Regions from separate parts of the Homo sapiens genome. Here region 1 is linked to region 2. The links are chromatin loops, found by intact Hi-C in ENCODE. Cell type or tissue: ascending aorta. All regions are shown on one strand. Each heading gives the region's core, and the rest is flanking DNA. Links, peaks and the distances in the headings are about the cores only. Region 1 holds the start of LINC03041 (long intergenic non-protein coding RNA 3041). Region 2 has its middle 120 kb from the start of BNC2.

Region 1 (11,665 bases), core at 2,256-10,255, 710 kb before region 2:
GTGAAAGCCTTTCGTGAGCAATGCCCTATTGAATCCTGAGGAAGCCGCCACACCTTGGGTCACCACTAGGAGTCACTCTTTAGCACTGGGAATAGACAGACTCAATAGCGCTTAGCACATAGTAGGGCTAAATGCCCATGTGTCGAACGCATGGAGGAACTACCAAATGTGGGTTAGATGCCCCCTCTTGGGGGTCCCATAAACCTTTGTAGCATCATGTGGTAGGGTGTCTTGTGAGTAGGTATGATGTGCCCTATCTCTAGGTCATTCACCTTAGTATTCGGAAACCTAGTACAGTGCCCAACACGAAGGAGCTACTCAGTAGACATCTGCAGAATGAGTGATGGAGGAGAACATGCAGTACTTTAAAATATTCCCTAAGGAGGTTTAGTTTCATTTCTTTTTTTCACTTTCTTCTTTTGTTACTATTACTATTTTCCCACAAAATTCCTGCTTTCAACATGATGATACCCAAAGAAAAAGAGAGAGAGAAAAGAGTTCAATGAATTGCAGCTTCCAGCTGGTTATTATTATTATTTAAATTTTGGCTGTATCTTTGTGGGCAACTGAAGCCTATGATTTAAGCTATCTCTAGCTGAGCAAGGGGCTGTGCCCGCCCAACCACTCGTATTTCCAGAATGCACTTTGCTGTGTCAATACACATTACTTGTCACATTGCCATGAGTCTGAGAAGTTTGATCTCTGCTCTTAGATTGTTGTCATGTGTCAAATCATACAGCCCAGGGGGAATGACTACATTGCGCAGGAAAAACAGACATCGAGCCGTGGTCAGACCACCTCAAAGATAAACACTGCTGTGTGGACCAGAAGAAGAAAGGTCGAAAAACAATCTGAAGCCTCAGACACTGTAAGGCTTTTTCACTTTCATTTTCTTGCCACTCTGAGGCTTCCATTTTATCAGCGTGTGCAAATATACATTTTTCTTCCAACTGACCTTCCAACAGCTTGTGCCACAATACGGGACTAGCTTGAGTAAGTGGCCCTGTCATTGGTTAAATGGGGTGGTATCTACGATACCCTCAACTGGAAGCTGAGTCTACAAGCCCCCACCCACTGTCCCCTGCAAGATGAAAGCTCAGGAAAGATGTAAAAAATATAACTAAACTCAGGGAAGAAAAGTCCACTTCAGGGAGTATGAGCTACCCAAGCAGAAAGGCTGAAATCACTGTTTGCTGCTGCTGCTGCTGGTGGGTTTTCTATTTTTTGAAGTCGGCTAAAAACAAACAAACAAATGAGTACTAGTTGTTCTCATTAAAAAAGGAAAGGGCAGAAGTCATCTCCCTGTTTAAAGACGCCCACACACTTGAAATAGTTTCCTAGAAAGGCAGATAGAATTTAACTGGGTGTAGCTTAGCACACTCGCAGAGCATTTTTACACCTCCCAAATCCTCAATGGCTGATCCCGTGGTATGACAGCAGCATGCCACATTCATTGCACCAGACAAGGATTAGGGAGTAAAATTTGTCATGTATGTAAATTGTAATCACAGTGGATGGTTGTATGTGCTCATTTAGGCATTTTAACAGAGTGTGATGCTATCCTCTCCGCAGGACTAATAAGCATTAGCCATAATGAGGTCAGTCAGTCAGGCATTATCAGGGGATTTAATTGGGACATGGGTCTCTGCTGAAGTGAAAATTAATAACTTTTGTCAATGTTCTGGTGAAATGTTCTGTCTTATCAAACTATGAGGGTCAATTAGAAAGCATTATGTAATAAAGTCCCCAGCAGCAGAACTCAAATTGAGTTATACCACAGTCATTATTCCAGGGCGAATGCATTTGAAAATGGAAAACCAGAGTGCCATATGGAGGATTTGGGTCAGATTTACAAGCATTGCATGTTAAGGCTTCCACAAGAAGGAAACAATTAAACGTAATACCGAAATAAATCAGCGCGCCGAGTGGGCTGTGCAGGGCCAGGAGCCTGGGGCGGGTCGTGGCCCTGGAGTTGTGACACTGCAAAATGGCAGTGTCAGGAGCCTTCCATGGGCTGCATCAGGCAGCGCCAGCCTGCAAATCGCTCAGAGTGCTTAAAATCTGGGGCACACCTGGAAGGCTCGGGCCTGCACACTGACTCATATAAATAACTCTTTATTGTGTAGCTATTAAGACGAGAGATTGCTTTTATTAAAGTGCAAGTTATTGTGGCACAGCAAATTAAAGAATTTTAAAGCATACTAAACAGCCACTGCTATTCCCTATTCGGTCATGTTTTACGGTTCTTTAAATGGGCAGTATATTGTTAGGGAGATATAAAGCCTGTGCCAAGACTGGGATCTGACACAACGGTTCAGGCACTTTTTCTGGCCAGGAAGGATTGGGAGGGGTGGAACAGTGCTGGTGAGGACACTGTCCTGGGCCTGGATGTGTGTGTAGAGGTGGGTGTGGGGTGGGGGGTTGGATGTCCCCTCTCCTCTGGAAGACTGGGGAGGTGGCTCTTGTCTGCTCCATTCTGGTAAAGAAGGTTATCTTCAAACAGAGAAGAGTTTTAGAGATAGTCTTCAGACAAGGTAGTTAGAAGATGGAAGAAAGGGAGGAAGGAAGAGAGGGAGGGAAGGAGGCGTATGCGCAGAGGATCTGTAGTGTCCCATTACTAAAGAATCACAGCTTCCTCCAACTTCCTTATCTTGACCAACCCCATTTTCTCTGAACCTTCTCTTCTCTAGTGAAGTGAGCTTGCATCTGATTATTTCCCCATTTACCCCCAATGTTGATTATGTTTCTAATTAAAAATACATTGCGGCAATGCCCCTTCTTGGTTCCACATCATCTTGGGACCTAGCCCGTCCCCTCCCTCTCACCTCCATGACTGCCTCTCCAACCTGAGCCCCGTCACCTCCCGTGAGGCCCGACAGTTGCAGTTTTCGCTTTAGCCCCCTCCTACCCATTCTCTTCACAACAGTCGCAGTAATCTTTAAAAAACACAGATCTGATCATGTCACTCTCTACTGAAAAATTCTTTAACGCCTTCCACTTGCACAAAGGATAAAACTCAAATCCTTTCGATGGTCCACAGAGCGCCTCCCTGAAGTGTCAGGGCTCACCTGGAGGCATGCTTCCCTCTCACATAATTCCCCCAAGTTCTAGAACATATGAAGCTCTTGTTCTACCCAGAGGTTTTGCCCAGGCAGTTCTCTGAGACTGGAATCGTCTTCCTCCTGACCATGTGTGGCTGGTGCCTCTCAAGCTTAGGTATTCATTCTCTGGGAGGCCTTTCCCGACCATTCTACCTAAAATAGATCCATCCAGAGCTCTGTATCCTCACCCCATGGGTGTTTCTACAATAGTACTTACAGTTTCTAATTTTAAAACAAACCAGACAACAATAGCAAAAACAAAAAACTTTTTAGCGGCCTACTCCTTTTTTCTCTGACATCTTCCGTGGTCTGAAATTCTGTGACGTGCCTGTTTTGTTTTCTACTGAATCTAGTAATGGAGGCAAATAGCAGATTATGTGTTCAGTGAGTGAACAACTTATTGAATTAGGAAGTTGCCTTAGAAGAGAATCTGAAGCTTATCTAACTCAACTTCTTTACTTTACTGAGAAAGTGTTTCTGAGAATGGTGAGATAACATGTACAAGGAAGACCATTAGGAGAGTTGGGGGCTAGGGCCTGGTTTACCTTCAAAATGTTACTTTCTGGCAGGACACGCAGTGGCTCATGCCTGTAATCTGAGCACTTTGGGAGGCCGAAGCAGGCAGATCACCTGAGGTCAGGAGTTTGAGACCAGCCTGGCCAAAATGGTGAAACTCCATCTCTATACTATTAATTAAAATACCACCACCACCACCACCACCAACAACAAAAACTAGCCGGGCGTGGTGGTGCATGCCTATAATCCCAGTTACTCAGAAGGCTAAGGCAGGACAATCTCTTGAAGCCGGGAGGCAGAGGTTACACTGAGCCAAGGTCCCTCTACTGCACTCTAGCCTGGGCGACAGAGCGAGACTCCGCCTCAAAAAAAAAAAAAAAAATGTTAGTTTCTTACTTCCTTTGCCCAGTCACCTAGTCCTGTTTAACCACACCTTGGCTTTACCTCTACGGGAATAAACACTACTGTAATGGACTGAATGTTTCTGCCCTTGAAATTCATATGCTGAAATTCTAACCCCCAACATGATGGCATTAGCAGGTGGGGCCTTCGGGAGGTGATTAGGTCTGAGCAGGGAGCCCTCGTGAGTAGGATTAATGCCCTCAGAAAAGGGAGCCCACGAGTTCACTCACCCCCTTTCTGCCATGTGAGGACACACTGAGAAGTCAGCAGTCTGCAAGTGGAAGAGGGCCCTCACCAGAACTCGGCCATGCCGACACCCCCTTCTCAGACCTGCAGCCTCCAAAACTGTGAGAAATATGTTTCTGTGATATAAACCAAAGATTATATCTTTGGTATTTTGTTACAGCAGCCTGAACTAAGACAAGCACCCTAAATCCTACAGTGAAAGCATGTTTAAAATAAATGCAAAGACTAAAGCTGTGCTATCAAGAAGAGAAGAGACGATTGATTTCTGGTATATTCATAAATGGAATACAATGGAATGAGAATGAATGAACCAAACCTAGAGGCATAGAAACTGTCAAATCACAAACACATAACGTTGGCTAAAAACAGCAAGTCCCAAAAGAATACATACCTGGTGATGGCATTTATATGGAGTTTAAAAGATAAGCAGGACTAAGTGATATATGGTTAGTGGATATGTGGTCAAACTGTGATACAAAATAGGAATAAAGAATATTGTTTTAAAAAATAAAAGCACCATTCAGATAGTGGTTCCTTGCCATGTATTCAGGTGATGGGAAGGGAAGGGCCCAGCGTGAGGAAGAGACCCTGGATGGAGTGGAGGGTGATGATGTTATTTATCGTTAACTGGGTGGAAGTTTCATGGCTCTCCATTTACTTCTCATGCTTCATAGTTTGTAAGTTTATATTTAGAAAATAATTGATAAGTTGAAAAAAAACTAAAACCAACATGATTTCACCTTTGCCCAAATACAACCCGTCTTGGGAAGAAGAGCTTCTTCCCCCTTCTTCACGGAGGCCTCAAAGAGCTTCACCCCAGCTGCCCATTCACTTTTCCTATTTCTGCTGAGGGAAGACCAATACTTATTTTCATCTTCAGGTCTACCAAATGAGAAACTGAGGCATAGTATGAGGTGAGTCTCTGGAACCCAGAACAACTCTCAAGGGGCGAATGCTCCTTTATATCTCAGTGGATTCATTCGCTCATGACATTTACATATAATGACTACCTGCAGAAAAGGCCTAACGAAATAGTGTCAGTTTCTAAGGCAGGCAACCGTGTCAAAAGCCCGATCATCTTTGTGCCCAGGCTTTTGTTCTCTGACTGTGCTGGGGACAACCACATAAGCCACGTATCCTGATACTACTCTGCATGTGTTCATTTCTGAGTCTCTTAGGAGACTCTGTCACATACATGACCTCATTTGATTCTCCCCATGACACGGTGTGGAAGACACACAGCAGATATTTTAGTTCTCGTTTCAAGAATGCTGTTTCCTATATATTTTGATGCCTTTCTTCCAGCTGTCGACACCCATTTAATGCTGACAGAATAGAATCCCTGCAGCCCATTCCTGAGCCAGGTCAACACTGTACAAAAAACAGTATTTGGAAGATGACTTTGGGGGCATTGGGCAGGGCCCCCAAGCAAAAATAACCTCCTTACTGGTCCTTCCACTATTAGCAAACTATTCTTTGCTATCGTCAAGGCTTTTTCACCTTTTACAATCCCTTATTAAAATGCAAATACTCCTGAGTGTATCCGCATTAAAAAAAAAAAAAAAAAACAACCCTGAATGATCTTCATTAACTGAAAGTGGGTGGGAGATGGAAGCCGGCACCAGGGCAGGAGTGGGCACCAGTGAAGGGAAGGGGAATGAATGAAGAAGGAAGAGGAGACAAAGAAGCCCAAAGGCAAATCATGCCAACATCACCGTTTGGTACAGGGCGTCCTTGCCCTATTTTTCTGCCCAACCTCATTTACTGCACGCTCTCACCTGACTTCAGCCCCTAGACTTGCTACTGGCACAGGGTGGCCTGAGATGGCCAGTCGATGTCCCTCTGATGGTTTGCCACATGCTGATGTTCCCATCCTTGAGCAATTCTGCTCTGTTCGTGGCGGGAGTTCCCACTCTAAGGGTTTCCGGATCATTTGTGTTGCTAGTCTCCCTGGGCCACACTTCTGTTTCGGGAGAGAGTTTTTGCACTGGGCTCCTTCTGACGCGTCAGGCTGAAAAGTGAATTTGAGCCAAGAGTTCTGTTGTTTCATTTCAGTTATTTATGAGAAGCTGGTATTTTCTGCTCACAAAGAAAATATGAAATTTCAAAACCTAAACATTATCAAGCTATTAGGATACTGGTGAGAAAATAGAAATTGCAAAGTATTTCTCAAACAGTCTGAGTAATTTTCCTTCACTATTTTTTCCCCAGGAGTAATAACAAATAGAAATACTACTTGTCTTTTGGAATCTTTTTTTGCTGAAAAGTGTGAAGCGATTCCAGAGATATTCTGAACAGAGGGACCCCATCAGCATGCAGTCCTATAGGAGAATGCAACCTGTCTGCACCTTCTTCCCAAGGGGGCCAGTGAATGAATGAACGAAAGAATAAATGAATGAACAAACCATTCAGCTACACACACTTAATTTTACAGAGCAAATGCCTACTAGTCATGCGTTACTATCCTAGCTTGAGGCCCAATTATTTCTCTATCTAAATAATGTGGGTGTTTTCCTTGATCATAAATGAAACGTGCTCATTATAAAATGCTTAGAAGATACAGAAAAGTATAAAGAAGAAAATAAAAGTCATCCATAATCCTACCCCACAAAAAAGTCTTATTAATATTGAGGTTTATATCATACACGTGTTCCTCTGAGCTCATAAACATTACATGGCTGAGATCTTGTGTATATACAACTGGTATCTGTATTAGACAGAATTCTAAGATGATCCCGGAATCCACATGGCTTTACGTAATCCCTTCCCCCTTGAATGTGGGCAGGTGGGACCTGTGACTATTATGGGCCATCGCTTTCATGATTTGGTTATGTTCCATGGCAAGACTTTAAGGGTGGGAGATGATCCTGGGTTGGTCTGGCCTGTTCAGGTGAGTCTTGACAGAGATTAGGCTTTTCCTGGAGACAGATACGAAGCATGAGAGGGACTTGAAACAAGGGAGAGTCTCCTTTGGTGACTGTGAAGATAGAGAGCCCAACATGGCAAAGAATGCTAGAAGCCTCCAGAACCTGAGAGCAACCCCTAGTTGACACCCAGCAAGGAAAATAGGGACCTTGGGCCTGCAACCACAGGAACTCAATCCTACCAAAAATATGAATGAGCTTGAAAGAAGACCCCAGCTCTAGATGAGAACACAGCCTGGCCAACACCTTAATTTTGGTCTTATGAGACCCTGGGCAGAAAACCCAAACAAGACTGCTGGGGTTTTGGACCTACAGAACCATGAGATAGTAAATGGGTGTTGCCGTAAGTGGCTAAACTTACAATAATTTGTTATGCAGCAATAGAAAATAATATAGTGTTCTATTTTTTCACTTTACATTACAACTTGAACTTTGTCTCCTATTAATGTTAACTAAAAATTTAATGTCTATGTCTAATATATGTGTTTGGATTATAATCAATGTAATGAGTCTGAATGATTGGGCATTTAAATGTAGCCATTATTTGTGTTAGGGATTTGTTATTTGGAAGTTGTGTTGTTTTGTTATTTGTGTTTGTTTTGACTCCTGTGGTCACATGAAAGAAAGATGAAACATCTTTCTCAACAACTGCTGTGCTATAACCCCTGAGAGAGAGAGAAAATGTACTTCTGAAAGGTTATTTTGCTTATTTAAAGGAGATTATGGTACTTTGTGAGAGAGCTTTGTGTTTCAAAAACAGAGGCCCTTGACACCTATAGACTACATCGTCCAAGGAAGAGGATGAATGATGTGGGCTGCAGACGTTTAACAGATGGGCTCCTCCCTGGCTAAATGACTCCCCAAGACTGGGGAAAGAAATAAGACTTGAACTGTGACCTATGGTGGAGATATGGCCCTATCTGAGCCCGATGCTCTGGGTGACCTCAGATGGGCACTGCTACGTGGCTGTCTATGTGGCTGACACCACACACTATGGCTAGAGAGGTTCTGCCAACCCAGCTGGGGTAGAGGAATTCAGAGTTCTTCTCACCACCCTTGGCTAGTGTCAACTTCTATCAGATTTCATTTCACTTTAGAAAATATGGAAATGTGGCATTTCATACATTCCTGGGATGTGGAACGTTCCTACCTGTTTCGTAAGTAGTACTATGATATATAATTCTACAGAAATATGTCACCATTTTTATCATTATTTTAATAGATTTCTAGCAATAGGTCAAAAGATATACACATTTTAAGGTTCTTTATATAAATGATAAAATTAGCAGATTCCTAGACCTGTAAGCAAAAGTATATATAAGACGCTAGATTCATCATAAAGTCTCCCTTTGGCCTCTGCCCCCAAACCATCCCAACATACCAACTCCTAAACATCCAAGGCCCACGGGAGCACATCCAGGCACTGGCTGGGCCCTCATCAAGGAAACCAGCAGTGTGCAGGCTACACTGCATAACTGCGGGGACAGGCAGGGCCTGGACACATACACACCAGCTCCACCACCCACAGTTTGGGTGAGCTTGTGTAGTTACTTCCTGGGGCTCCCATACAAAGTATCACAGGCTAAGTGGCTTCAACAACAAACATATATTGTCTCATGGTTCTGGAAGCTAAAAGTTCGCTATCAGGCTGTTGGCAGGGTTGGCTCTTTCTGAGGACTGTGGGGGAAGGATCTCGTCTAGGCCTCCCTCCTAGAAATCGCTGGCATTCCTTGGCTTACAGATGGCTGTCCTTCCTCTTCTCCCTGAGTCTTCACATGGTCTTCCCTCTGTGTCCAAATCTCCCTGGTTTTTCTACCAGTCATATTGGATCAGGACCCATCCTAATGACTCCTTCCTAACTTGATCATCCACAAAGACCCTTTTTCCAAATAACGTCACATTCACAGGTGGGGAAGGTTAGGATTTCAACACATTTCTTGGGGTCAGGGACACAATTCAATCCATAATACCTTGGCAAGTCTCCTATACTCTCTAACGCACTGTTTCCAGATCACGTCAACAGGGATGACACTGCCTTTCCCACTGCGAGGATTCAATTTAGATGACAAGTGAAAAGATAGGTCAATGATAGGTAGAGCATTGACCCAGTGTCTGGCCCATGGTTGTTGTTCAATAAACATTGGCTAAGTTATCAATGAAAATTCTTGCTATAAGTATCTCATGACACACACGTGGGATACACAGAAACCCATGCTCAACTGGGCAGGCACGTGTGTTTATGTGGCTCCCCAGTGTCCCTAGAGAAGATTCTCTCTTACTTTTCAGGTGTCTTTGGCCTTTTCCTCTTCCAGCCTCTACAAGCAGGTTGTTTGCCCAGACACAGACCTCTCTCCCACAAAGCCCACTTTGGAGATTGGCGCCCGCCTTCTGCTGCTAGTTAGTTGTTTGAAAAGTGCTGACGCTTCTCTTCATCCACCGTGCCAGGACTCCGTGCCAAAGCCGCCCACACAAGCAAGGCTCGCCCTGCATGCCAGGGTTTCAGAAAGTGGACCTGGCACCAACCAAGCGTAGAAAGAGAGGCCCTTGTGATACAGCCTCCCGACACACTCACACACACACACATACCAGCCAGAGACCAGAGACCCCAATCAGTACTTTTAAAAGGAATAAAAATTGCTCAATCTCTTTGATGATATTCAAAGAGTCTTTTTTAATATATGAAGAAGCACATTCTAAATTCTTAACACATCTGGTGTCACCCGCTCTTTTCCCCCTCTAAACCCTCTTAATTCCATAATTTAGAAGGTCTTAAGATACCGAAGGATCTCACTGAGGCATAATTGGATATCTTGTGCGTTCCAAGTTGCATCTGATGTCCCACCTCATCCCAGAAACTTTTCCACTGAGTTGGAGAGAAAAGATTTGGGGGTTCGGGGAGCAAGGACGGTGCTCTGCCTGCTCAAGTGGGCTTTGACAGAAAAGCTGAGCTGCCTGCAGGAAAATGTTTGCTATTCATTTTGCCCTGACACTCCAGGAGAGAAAGCACAATTTCTTTTGTGATTGGAGGTAATGTAATCTACAGGAAAATCAATGTGGGCTGACGGGAGAATCGCCCAGCTGATCTGCAGACCAGAGACACTGAATCACAGCAGCTGAAAGCGGCATGGCAGTGAGGCCGTTCCTGCAGCCTCCGGGAGAAAGTGGTCTTGGAAAGCTCACACCCTGGGGTGCTCCTAACCTCAAAGGAGCCCGTGGACCCAGCCGCCCAAGCCACCAAGAGTTAAGTGGCAAAGTGCTCAGTTGTGGGGACAGTGCTGGGGGTACAGAGGGCCACAACGTGCTCTGCTGGGTTACTGAGAACAGAGAGATACATACAGAAGAAGGAAGACAGACAGAGGACCTAAGATTGTAAGATACAGACAGAAAGAGATAGGGAGGGAGCAAGAAATAGACACACACACACACGCATGCACACACACACACACACACACAAAACAGGGACCTCTGTTTCAAATTGTCCCCTACTACAAATTGTCCTTTACTACTTTTTAAATTAAAAATTCAGACAATGTCCCCACCATCCCCAAACAGCAATTACTTTAGTAATCAGGAAAGAAAATGTTGCAAAAATAAATAAATAAATAAGATAGACTTAACAAAAAATAACTCTCGCCACCCAAGAAACATCTGCGCATCTGCTGGCCCCTTACTGGTCTGGTTCAGCTGACTTCAGCACTCACAGCAGCAGCGGCGGCGGCAGCAGCACCAGCAGCAAAGTTAGCAGGTGTCACCCCAATGTGGCCGCAAACCGCTTCTCAGGATTCAGAGACATAAATCAGAACAACAGGCCCATACTACCCCCTTCCCATATGTCCCCTGTACCTAAGCCACAACCACTCACAGGCTTCTGGCCCCTGGACGCTTGCTTTAAGGCATTACAAACACCCACCCCCCAACTTTGGAGGTGAGGGTGCTTTTCTAGAATCTCTGTAACCTTTCTGGGTAGTCAAACCACCTGGTCATTTATTATTAATACCTGAAGCATGTGGAAAATTGCATTTGGGAAAGGAGTGTGTTAACTAACAACTAGAGCCCAGACCTGGAGTGCTGGGAGAGAGGCTGGTGGTTCCCACTGGTACCCGTTGGTGCCCATTGCTAATCTCTGACACGAGGAGGCTGGAGAGGCCCAGGGTGGGATGGGGCAAAGAATTGCTGATACATGCAGGCCTCTCGGTGGCCCCCTCCCTCCTGCCTATAACAAAAACCCTTCCCCCATCTCTCCTTCTGCCTGGAGTGTATAACAGGCCTCTTCTACCCCCTCGCGAACTTCCTGGCAATGGCTTCCTATTTCACCTATTATGTTCCTGGCAGAAACTTTTAAGGCCACCGAGGCAGCAGTCTCAAACACAGTCTTTTCAAAGACTTGGGGGCAATTCCGAGCCTGAATTGGCTCTGTTTTGTTTCCCTGTACAGTCCCCGCTCTGCAGTGGAGCTGACAAGGGCTCTGGACAGCGG
Region 2 (11,665 bases), core at 1,377-9,376:
CTGCACAAACTCTAAAAGCATCCCTCATCTAACCTGTCCATCAGCAAATCCTGTCTAAAATCCAACCATTTCTTGGTACCTTCCCTGCTGCCACCGTAGACACTGCCAGCACCATCTCTTGCCTGGGTTATTACAAGGGAAGGGCCTCCAGCTGGTCTTCTTTCTTGTTCCCTTACCCCATTCTTAAAAATCTTTAAAATGTGAGCTAGAGCATATCACTCCTCTGTTTCCCATCTTACCTGAAAGACAAACAAAGTGCGTAATGGCTCGAAGGCCCTACACCATCTGACTCTACCCCTCTGAAATCAACTACTACTATTGGTCCCTTGGTTGACTCCACTTTACCCACACTACTTTTACAACTCCTGATTTCTGAATTTTAGAAAACAAACTAATTCCATTTCAGTGATGCTCAAATGACTTTAGTTTTTAAATAGATAGGGATTAAATGTTGCACTATGAATTTGTTTACTGTCTACCCCCAGTAGGATGTCAACTCTAAAAGGTCAGAAACTATTTGTTTTGTTCACTAGTATTTCCAGTGTCTAGAACAGTGCCTGGTACATAGTCTGTGTTCAAAAATATTTGTTCTATCTATGAGTGAATGAGTGGGGAAAAAAGCCCACATACTTTGGAATTAGATATAACTGGGTTCAAATTTCAGCTTCATCAACTATTATATGTATGTTCCTTTATAATGTTTTCCCTTTTCAGCTGGGCATGGTGGCTACGCCTGTAATTCCAGCATTTTGGGAGGCTGAAGGAGGTGGATCGCTTGAGATCAGGAGTTCGAGACCAGCCTGGCCAACATGGTGAAACCCCGTCTCTACTAAAAATACAAAAATTAGCCAGGTGTGATGGTGCGCACCTGTAGTCCCAGCTACTGGGGAGGCTGAGGCATGAGAATTGCTTGAACCCAGGAGGCCGAAGTTGCGGTGAGTTGAGATGGTGCCACTGCACTCCAACCTGGGCGACAGAGTGAGAACTCCACCTCAAAAAACAAATAAACAAAAAAAAAGTTTTCCCTTTTCTGAATATCAGTTTCACCTTGCACAGAATTGGAATAGAGATAGCAATTTTATACATTTTGGGAAATGTTTAATGATATCACAGATATTGTGTGCCTGGTATAGGTTTTGATAAATTTTAACTATTTCTAGCCCCTTCTCTCCTCTTCCAGTTTCTCTGCAAGGGAGGTAGGGAGAAATGAATATTAAAAGTCAAATTGGTATTCGCTGAAGTCATTTAATAAATGTTTCTTGAGCATCTACTTTGTTACAGACTAGAGATACAAAGATGAATGAGTTAGTATTCACATCCTCAAGGAACTCATTTTAGTATAATGATTATTAAACCAAGAATAATAAGATATGCATAAATAAAAATTTCTCCTCATAGAGCATGAAAATATCAATCCTGCACTTACCACTATTCTCCCTTGTACCTGAAAAAATTATTACTTTAATATTCTTAGTTTTTATATTTTTTAATTATACTTTAAATATATAGCTAAACATTTAGACAAACACAACAATCTATATCCATTCAGGTTTAATTAGTGTCATTGAATTTTTCAGGTTTCTTTATTCTTCCTAGTGATATCATATTAAATTTGCAGTTTTAAAACAAATACTATAAAAACAGTATGAAAGAAGTTTATTTTTAGGACTGTTGAATGATTTTTTTAATGAACAAATGAGAAAGAGTGTTTTCATATAGCATGCGTTAAGGAAAAAATTATCCATTTGAAAAAACTTTTATTTTTAATTTACCACTCAATGTTCATTAAACAGAGAATTGTTGTGGATCTGTGCACGGTTCAGAAAAGTGAATATCAATGAAATATAGCACACACAACAGTTGAATGGTCCCTAAATTGTTATTACTATCATTTCAATTATTTATGCAGTAAACTGTATAATATAACAATAACATTAAAAGATGAATACAGACCTTAGCTCCCTGATGTGCTACTTCTTCCTCCAAATCATATTTACAATTAACCAGAAGTTGGAATTCCAAGTCTTATTGAGAAATAGTTCACTTGCTTTTGAATTGTACCAGCTTCTTCTCCGAGTCTCCCTACTGAACTCCATGTCTGATGAAACATTTATTTGAACAAACAAAATACATATGTACAAATAAATACAAGTGTCAGGAGCTGACATACGAATGCAAACACATGTCTTTCCCCAGGCCCACTATGACACCGTGACAGGCTAAAGAGCCTTTTGAATGGAAACTACATAAAGCATCAAGCCCCTGAAAAGAATGACCAGACAAAAGTGCCACAATCAATTGAATGTCTTTAGGAGATACACTTTTCTTTTAAAAAGCGTGACGCTTTGATGACTCAGTGGCAGGACAGGTGACAAAGGAATGGCTGCCTGGAGGCTGTGCATGGCAGGAGGAGACACCACAGTCTTCCCGCCCTGCCACCCGTCCCTGCCGCCTGACTGTGGAAGGATGAAGGACACTTTTAGAAATTTCCCTGCGCGGAGATGCCAGGAAACCAATCATCGCCCAGCCACTTTGTGGGGCCATTAGCAGAGCGTCAAACTCCATCTTTGTTTAAACGAAAGCACAAAGAAAATAATTTTTCATCTGAGGAATCACCTTAAGATCCCCAAATGGAAAGTAAGGGGAGCAGTAAACCTCTCACTCCGGGTGGGCAGCTCTAACACAGGGCATTAAGGTAAGAAGGTTATTTATGACAGAAGAAAGGAGACAGGATTCCAAAGTGGGAGACGAAGGACAGAGGTGATTGGAGCCTAGCTTTATCCCCTGCCCCATTCAAATGCGGAGGGCAATGACTTCCATAAGAAACCAGGTGCCACACGTGACCCAAAGGCAAAAGCCTCACTTTAACTCCTTGATATGGTCTGGCTGTGTTCCCACCCAAAATCTCATCTGGAATTGTAGTCCCCATAATCCCTGTGTGTGTCAAGGGCAGAACCAGGTGGAGGTAATCGGATCATGGGGGCGTTTCCCCCATGCTGTTCTCGTGATAGTGAGTGAGTCTCACGAGATCTGATGGTTTAATAAGCGTCTGGCATTTCCCCTGCTGGCACTCATTCTTTCTCCTGCTGTCCTGCGAAGAGGTGCCTTCTGCCATGATTGTTAGTTCCTGAGGCCTCCCCAGCCATGCGAACTGTGAGTCAATTAAACTTGTTTTCTTTATAAATCACCCCGTCTCAGGTATTTCTTCATAGCAGCATGAGAATGGACTAATAGGCTCCTCTTCCAGGTAAGTTAGGCAGAGTACGTTTCCTCCACAAAACAAAAGATGGTTGCCTCAGAATGCCTCCTAACTTTGCCTGCAAGAAGCCTGCAGTAAGACCTTTTCTTAGGGCCAGTCTGAAGGCCACACCCTCCCCTTATCCCCTAATTTTGGATGCAAAAGGTCTCCCTGAGACTTCAGGTGAAGAGGATTTGACTTTGGAATCTGGGATTCACTTTTCAGACTGACCTTCTGCTATATTTTGTTTTGCTTCTCTGGGATTTCAAGCTTGAGAATAGAGTAAGGAAAAAAGTTCTGTGTTCTCCTTTGGGAAATTATTTTCCCTGGTCCCCTTGGTCAGAGGGTAGCAGGTAAGTCTTGATGGGATTGTTCTGTGTTTCCAGGCTTCCCTCTGGAATTAATCTCAGAGGCATGGAAGGGAGCCTGATGGACTCTTCTGGGCTGTGTCCCAGTCAGGAAGCGAGATCTTTCTAATTCCCAGACAGGCCAGCGCTTTCTGCTGAACAGAGGCCTGCTAGACCCTGAGTAGGGGAAGCCCAGGCTGCTTCTGAGGCAAATGATGACCTTAATCATTTTCAGAGGTATGGTTTTCACCTGGGAAGGGACGTGAGACGGCAACAAGGCATTCAGTGAATATTTATGAGTGAGCGGAAAAAACTCTTTCCTCCTGTACGTGGCAGAAAGGGTAGCTGGAAGCTGTGCCAATGTAGGAGACCAGGAATTCCTAGCCTGGGAGGAAGGAAGGGCAGGGATGCAAAGGGACAGAGGGAGAAGAGGAAGCAAATTCCAGCCAGGCTGGCTCTCCTAGGAGGAGTGGCAGTGATGAAACCCTCTTCTTTAGACTCTGTCTTAGAGAAGGATGGGGCCCGAAGAGGTTTCCTCTTTCAGCAAGTGTTGGGGTGTGTGTGTGTGTGCGGGGATTTAATCAGGGGATCTACGAGCACATTCACAGACCCTTAGCTACTAGTGCTGCCCAATTCCAAGCATGTTTAGCTTTAAGTACCTCTTGTCTGGTAATCCAGGGCCAGATATCTGGAGGTGGGAACTGGCTGCCATAGCCTGTTGCTCCCCACAAGGATGAGGACAAGGGCTCCACTGGGCACCTTTCCTAGGCATGGCCAGGGTTGTTATAAAGCATAGGGTGGGAGGGTGGTTGTGGCTTTCTGTGGTATAGCTACTGATCAATGTAGCATTTGATTGATCCATTTTCTCCAGAGGAGAAGGGAGTGTGGTGGGAAAATCCTGAGGCTGAGGAGGTGGATACTTACAGGTCCTGGTCCAACTGACTGGGATCTTAGGATCACTCCCTTCTCCAACCTGAGTGGTTCCCCGCCTTTTTTTTTTTTTTTTTTTTTTTTTTGAGATGTAGTCCCACCCTGTTGCCCAGGCTGGAGTGCGGTGGCATGATCTCGACTCACTGCAAGCTCCGCCTCCCGGGTTCACGCCATTCTCCTGCCTCAGCCTCCAGAGTAGCTGAGACTACAGGCACCTGCCACCACGCCTGGCTAATTTTTTGTATTTTTAGTAGAGATGGGGTTTCACCGTGTTAACCAGGACAGTCTCGATCTCCTGACCTCGTGATCTGCCTGCCTCGGCCTCCCAGAGTGCTGGGATTACAGGCGTGAGCCACCATGCCTGGCCAACATTTTTTTTTTTTTTTTTTTTAATTACAGAATCATCTGACAAAGGAACTCTTTTAAGGAGCCTTAACATATCAAAAGATCAAGGCAGAGCCGCCCTCATTGAAGGGTTTGGAGGACCTGGAGCTTACCCTCTTCTCTCCTTCCCTGACTGGGAGGAAGGATGGGGTGGGGGCAGGGGTGGGGAGTCCTCGGAGCAGTGTGCAATCTTTAAATCTCATGATTAAAAATATCTTCCTTCTGGAGTGCTGGTATTGATGACTGGCAAATTTGGGAGTGGAAGGAGAATGAAGGAAAAAGGGAGGGAGAAAACCACCCTTATACATTTAGGACTCACAGGGCAGGAGTCCCAGACTGGGAGAAAGTCTGGACGTTTCAGCAGAGTTCAGTGTGCTGTGTCACTGTTTGTCTTGGCCTTTTTCGGCTGTGAGCAGCAGCAGCGTAAATGAATGTGCTTCATTTCCTCAGCAACAAGACTGGGTCACACATGTCCCCTCCCCTGGTGAGCAACCCAAGGAGTGAGTGGGGTGTCATGGTGTTGCCAGGGACAGGCTGACAGTAGTACCAAATTAGGAAAAGGACCGACTGAGGATGCCTGGCCAATCTGCATCCCCAATGCTCAGCCAGCAAAATCAGTGGAAGTGTGTGTAATTCTGCGGAGACTAGGATGGCATGTGCTCCGCCAGCAATGCAGGAAAAAGGATAATCAAGCGGGACATGGTTCTTGAATAAGTGTAAAGCTAAACATCATCAAAATGCTGCAACACAATACGAGGGGCTGGAAGTGGTTAGTATTGTGATTACAGAGAGGGCATCAGTATAGGATGTCATTTCTCACAAAGATCCAGGAAAATGTCTAGCATTCATTTTTATAAACAAAGCATAGCACACTGGAGTTATTTCTTATTTCAAACGTATAGTCATACTACCTTTATTTAGAACATGGGCGAGGGGATTGGAATGGTATATAAATCCAGGACAAGACTTGGTATGTAAGTTCCTCCTCAAAAAAGCAAAACGCAAGGCCTATTCTAAACAAATCCAGGGCAATTCAGCTCTGAAGCATTGTTAATCTTTTCATTAAAGGTACAGTCACTATGTTCCAAATCCTTCTTCCAAAGATCAGATCCAGATTTTCCAGCTAATGAAACAATGAAGTCATTTCTACAAAAACCAGAAGAGAGACATTAGAAAAATATTGCAGACTAGATCATTACGGTTGCAGAGACCAATAGATTTGAGTGGGACACATACACACTCACACAGGGGCATGTAAACTGTAGTCCCTATGAGGCAAATCTTAGAAGCTAAAGTGATATGTTAGACTGTGAATAAAAGACAACATGAATCAAATATGTCATCTGCAGCCACCCTCTCCTCCTGCTGCTGCTCCACAGTAGAGCTTTGTGAGTGTGAGTGTGTGTGTGTGGGTGCGTGTGCATGTGTGTGTGTTTCCTTTCAGTTCCTGGCATCAGTTTAAGAACCACAGTTGTGGCTTGTGACTGTGCCTCAGCATGCCAATCCAGGGTGTTGCTGTTTAGAGTAGTTAGCCTATTGGGAACAAAAGGTATTTGATCTTCTCTCTTCTCCTTAAGCTCAAGCTACCTAAATGTGGCTTGGCTTTGTGGTGAGACACATGCTGAACTGCTGGAAAGGGCAGAGCTTAAAATATATGGGTGCCAGTTCATTGTTGGCGACCACACTTTCCCTTGTGGTAAAAATCTTACAGACAAGCATGAGCCTACATTTCCAAATGCATGTTCCCTTTGAATTAGTTCCCTAAAGTGGAAGGTCGGGGGAAGAATATACTGGGGAGGCCTGTGTCATAAAAACTCAGGGCCTGCCCTCTTTCTGCATTTCTGCCGTGGAGTGTGCTAGCCTGTGAGTAGTGGGGGAAAGGAATAAAACATTTCTACTCACGGAAACATGCGGGGTGGTAGGGAGGGAGAAGGAAAGCATGTTGCCAATGTATATTTTTGGCACGGGCAAATACTTCTTGGTGAAGTTCTAAACGCTAGATTTAGAAATCCCCTGGCCTTTTTGAGTTGTGTCGGGGCCTTTTTCACACACACTGATGAAAACTACACTCACCTTAATGCCAAAAAACCCTTGAGAATTTCCTGTGCCATTGGGCACATTCTGTGAGTAGAAGGAATGTGGAATTAGAGGGGGAAATTGACTTCACTGATGACCTCCAGAAGAACTGAATGGTACAGGAAAAAAGTGTTTCACTGATTTAGTGCCTATCTCAAGAGAAAAAGGAGACTTTACAGCTATTCATCACCAATCATTATGCAAGTGTATAATATGTATCATATGTAAGTGTATCATGGTTTCCTGGAAGTACACTGGCTTCAGGTTATGTAAGTATCAAAAGGTGAGTGGTTGGTTGTAGTTTCAATGGCAAACCAGTGGCAAGAAGTGTTATTTTTCTTACTGGCCTTGCCTGTAGCTGTGAAGATTCGGATATGGGATCAAGTGGAGTAAATTGGTGGACCAGTTTGCCTTTAGAGGCTCTTAGCCAGTAGTGGCACTAAGCCCCCACAAACATCCATCAACAAGCATTCAATCCAAGGAGAAACACTCTGCTTCCTCTGCAATGCAGCTTCAAAATAACTCCCCTAAACCCCTTTCTCTCCAACCAGCTTTTGGTACCTTTCTATATAGACATTCTGCCACCAAAACTGATCTTGCACTTGGCAAAAATGATGCCTCCTCATCAAACTGCAGTGGGAAAGAGATGGGTTTCTGTTGTTATTGTACAAATCAGCGTCCTGACAGAAAACAGATGGCAGACTCCATGTAGGTAACATGAAGGGACTGTTTACAAAGGTGTTTGCAGGTTGGAAGGAAACCATGAGAGGTAGTGCCGCATCCCAAGGCTACTAACAAAGGTGAGCTCCTCTAACCTGGAAAGGTGAGGAGGACCAGGTATTGGAACTGAAGGGACATAACTGTGAAGAGGCTCACCTGACTTGAGATGCAAACTTCAGTGAGCCTGGAAGTGAGTCCAAGAAGGAAGTGGTGAGAATGAACACACTGACCTCACTCTCCTTCCTCCTCATATCCTGCTGGTGCTCGTCAGCGGCCAAACCTAATGGGAAACCTAGATCAGTGATACAGTCATATAGATCAGCCTCCCAAGGCATAGGCAGCATGAGGAGGATGGAAAGTGGATCTGGGGGGCAAATAAGTGCTGTCCAGCATTGATAAGCCTGGCTTCAAATCTTGTTTCTTTCCGATTAGCTGATGACTTTTGGCAAGTGATTTAATTACTCTCAGCCTTTCCTCTGAGGAGACAGTCACTTAGATACCATTTCTGTTCCACAGCCTCCGTCTCCTTTCCAACTCCAATAAAAGGGGATTGTTAATGTTATGATTTCTCAAAAGCAGGAAGACTTTAAATGACATTCACATTTATCCTACTTACCCAAATGTTTTAACTCAATAATGTACAGTTTAATGCTTAATAATTTCATGTTTGTTATTTATTGTGACTACAAAATTTTTAGCAGCTTTACCGAGATACAACTTACATGCAATAAACTACACATGCTTAAAGTATAAAATTTGTTGTTTTGATATATGTAGACACCCGTAACACTATCACCACATCAAGATAATAAACAACACCTCAAAAGTTTCCTCATGCCTCACTGTAATCCCTTCCTCTTCCTTCCTCATTCCTCTTCATCATCCATTGATATGCCTTCTGTCACTATGCACTGGTGTATTAATCAGGCTTCTCTAGAGGGACAGAACTAATAGGACATGGGAGTTTATTAAGGTGCATTAACTTACACGATCACAAGTTCCCACAATAGGCTGTCTGCAAGCTGAGGAGCAAGGAAGCCAGTCTGAATCCTAAAACTGAAGAACTTGGAGTCCAATGTTTGAGGGCAGGAAACATCCAGCATGGGAGAAAGATGTAGGCTGGGAGGCTACGCTCTTCTCTCTCTCTGTCCATGTTTTTCTGCCTGTTTTATATTCATTGGCAGCTGATTAGATTTTGCCCACCAGCTTAAGGGTGGATCTGCCTACCCCAGTCCACTGACTCAAATGTTAATCTCTTTTGGCAACACCCTCACAGACACACCCAGGATCAATGCTTTGTATCCTTCAATCCAATCAAGTTGACACTCAGTATTAACCAACACATTTGGGTTGCATTTATTAAAAGTTTTTAGAAAAATAATCATATGTATTCTTATTTAAAATCTGGTTTCTTTCCCTCAGCATAATTATTTTATGATTTATCCATGTTGTAGCATGCATCAATATTTTATTCTTTTATAAAACTGAGTTACTCTATTCTGTGACTATACCACAGTTTATCCATTTGCTTGTCTATGCAGATGTTGATGGATGGACATCTGGGGTTTTCCAGTTTTTGGCTCTCATGAATAAAGCTCATCTGAACATTTGTAGGGACATATGTTTTCATATCTCTTGGGTAAATAACTAGGAACAGAATGGCTGGGTCATATGGTAGATATGTGTTAACTTTTTAGGAAACCGCCAAACTGTTCTCCACAATTTTGCGTTTCCAATAGCAGTATATTAGAGTTCCAGTTCTACAGAAGAAATTCCTCAAAGAAATTAAATAGAAAATTACTATATGATCCAGCAATTCCACTTCCAGTATATACCCAAAAGAATTGAAAGTAGGAACTCAAAGAGATATATTTGTAAACCCACGTTGATAGCAGCATTATTTGCAATAGCCAAAAGGTGGAAGCAGCACAAGTGTCCATGGACAGATGAATGGATAAACAAAATGCACACACAATGGAATATTATTCAGCCTTAAAAAGGAAGAAAATTCTCACACTTCCTAAAACGTGGATGAATCCTGATAAATCAGTCACAAAAAGACAAATACTGTATGGTTCCATTTACATGAGGTTCCTAAAGTACTCAAATTCATAGAGACAGAAAGAAGAATGTTGGTTGCCAGAGGCTGAGAGGGACCAGGGAGTTGTCTAATGGATATAGACTTTCGGTTTTGCCAGATGAAAAGAGTTCTGAAGATTTGTTGTACAACAATGTGAATATACTTAACACTACTGAACTGTACACTTAAAAACGATTAAGGTGGTAAGTTTTATATTATGTGTATTTCACTACAATAAAAAATAAATACAATACAATTGCAGAATTAATGACTGGCTATCCATACAGGAGGAAAACCAAGCATCCCTGAAACCAAGAAATTGGCCACTGATTTCAATTGATGGCACTTAGTTTGAAACACTAGGTTTTAACTTATTTCAGTTTACTGAAGGTAGTGCACATACCCACAAGGGTTAAGGCTGTACCAAGATTATTAAGGAGAAAACAAACACAAATGCAACCCACAAGACTTTATAGATTAGTCCAAAAAGCAATACTAAATAATGTCTAAATGGCAATAAAGATGAAGTATCAGAGATAAACAAAAAACAAACACTAGAACTTTGGCCATAGCCCCTCCTTTGTTGTTTTTTAAATGTTAACCACCTCCTGGTCTTCCACTTATTTCTGTTATCTGTCTACACTCTTCTATTAGCTCCTTCTTCTCACTCTACTACACTTCATTGTCAAAGACCCTGCTCCCCACCATTCCTCCCACACACACACACTCTACATATACACACATGTATGTAGCTCCCACCCCGTACACTATCATGGCAGTTCCCCAGATGTGACTAGTAGTTTCATTGTTCCTCTGCAAATACTGTTCCATCCATCAGAAATACCCTTCCCTAACCTGTCCACTGGATGATCCAGCTTGCCTTTCTACACTCAGCTGGAACAGCTCTTCTGTGAACAGTGTCTTTTGCATGTATAACTAGTGTTATATAAGAGGTCATACTTCTGGAAATCATTTATAGGATACTAAAAAAAGTATATACTTTTGAGTCATTATTCCATTATAGAATTTAAAGAGGAAAAGACGTACAAATGAGCATAATTTTAACATATTTCTCTAACGAAGTATATGCTTTTTTTTTTTTTTTTTAAGACGAGGTTTCACAACATTGCCCAGGCTGGATTCAAACTCCTGGGTTCAAGTACTCCTCCTGCCTCAGCCTCCCAAGTAGCTGCACCACTGCACATGGCTTAAGATATGTGCTTTTAAGAAGATGTTTAAAGATACACCTCAGAAGAAAATAAGCTGTCATCCTAAATCATTGTTCCTCAATAATGTAAACAATCTATACACCATGGAAAAGGTCACTTAAAAACGTGCTAGCAGCCTCACATAACATGAGAATTAATAGAAAAAATCCTATTAGATTAGAACTATTTAAAAGAAGAATGTTTGGAAACTAAAAAATCAAACATACATTCTAGAACACAATGAAACCACCATGAAGATAAATGAAAAATCAGAAGGGCAAAGTACTAATGTAGAAAATATGCTAACATGAATTCATTTTTCTGGACACCTCCTATTTAATAGCCTTCTTCTGAAGTGTTTCATTCAGCTCATCCACTTTGACCATAATACTACCCTAAAAGATTTCCAATTGCCAGATTTGGAAGATGGAATGGGAGGAATGTGGCCAAATAAAGGTATACGAGGTATTTGGTTGCTTTGCACCTTATGTGTTTTTATTAAATAGTTGTTAAATTTCGTATTCCCACTGCTTTACTCCAGATTCAGCTGGTTTATCCCCAGGGCATGACTAAACTGGAGCAGTGTTCCTTGGGTGTGGTTTTCTTTCTCTGGATGAACTTCAAAAGGAGCAGGCCTTACCAGTGTGGGGTTGAATCTCTCTTTAATCATGACACCTTGGAG

The links. Peaks named below come from ENCODE experiments on the same cell type or tissue, not always from the same donor. Only the 100,000 strongest peaks of a DNase experiment are listed, where the experiment ranks them.
Region 1: a loop joins it to region 2, with 2.2 times the contacts of the local background. A loop is called at or near these places in 2 of 110 quality-filtered maps.

What each region holds. Positions count from the first base shown.
Region 1 is chr9:16,266,763-16,278,427 of GRCh38, forward strand. It overlaps LINC03041 (long intergenic non-protein coding RNA 3041), which reads right to left and starts at 9,551. Exons shown (of 4, transcript NR_171034.1): 1 at 9,469-9,551. It overlaps LOC124902124 (a long non-coding RNA gene), which reads left to right and starts at 701. Exons shown (of 2, transcript XR_007061424.1): 1 at 701-868; 2 at 6,477-6,672. In ascending aorta, for the core only: no CTCF peak of the experiment used is centred there; DNase peaks (open chromatin) are centred at 6,159 and 9,639; H3K27ac peaks cover 1,197 bases.
Region 2 is chr9:16,980,770-16,992,434 of GRCh38, forward strand. No RefSeq gene overlaps it. Among named protein-coding and RNA genes, the nearest start is that of BNC2, 120 kb to the left of the region's middle. In ascending aorta, for the core only: no CTCF peak of the experiment used is centred there; DNase peaks (open chromatin) are centred at 5,382 and 6,369; H3K27ac peaks cover 4,270 bases.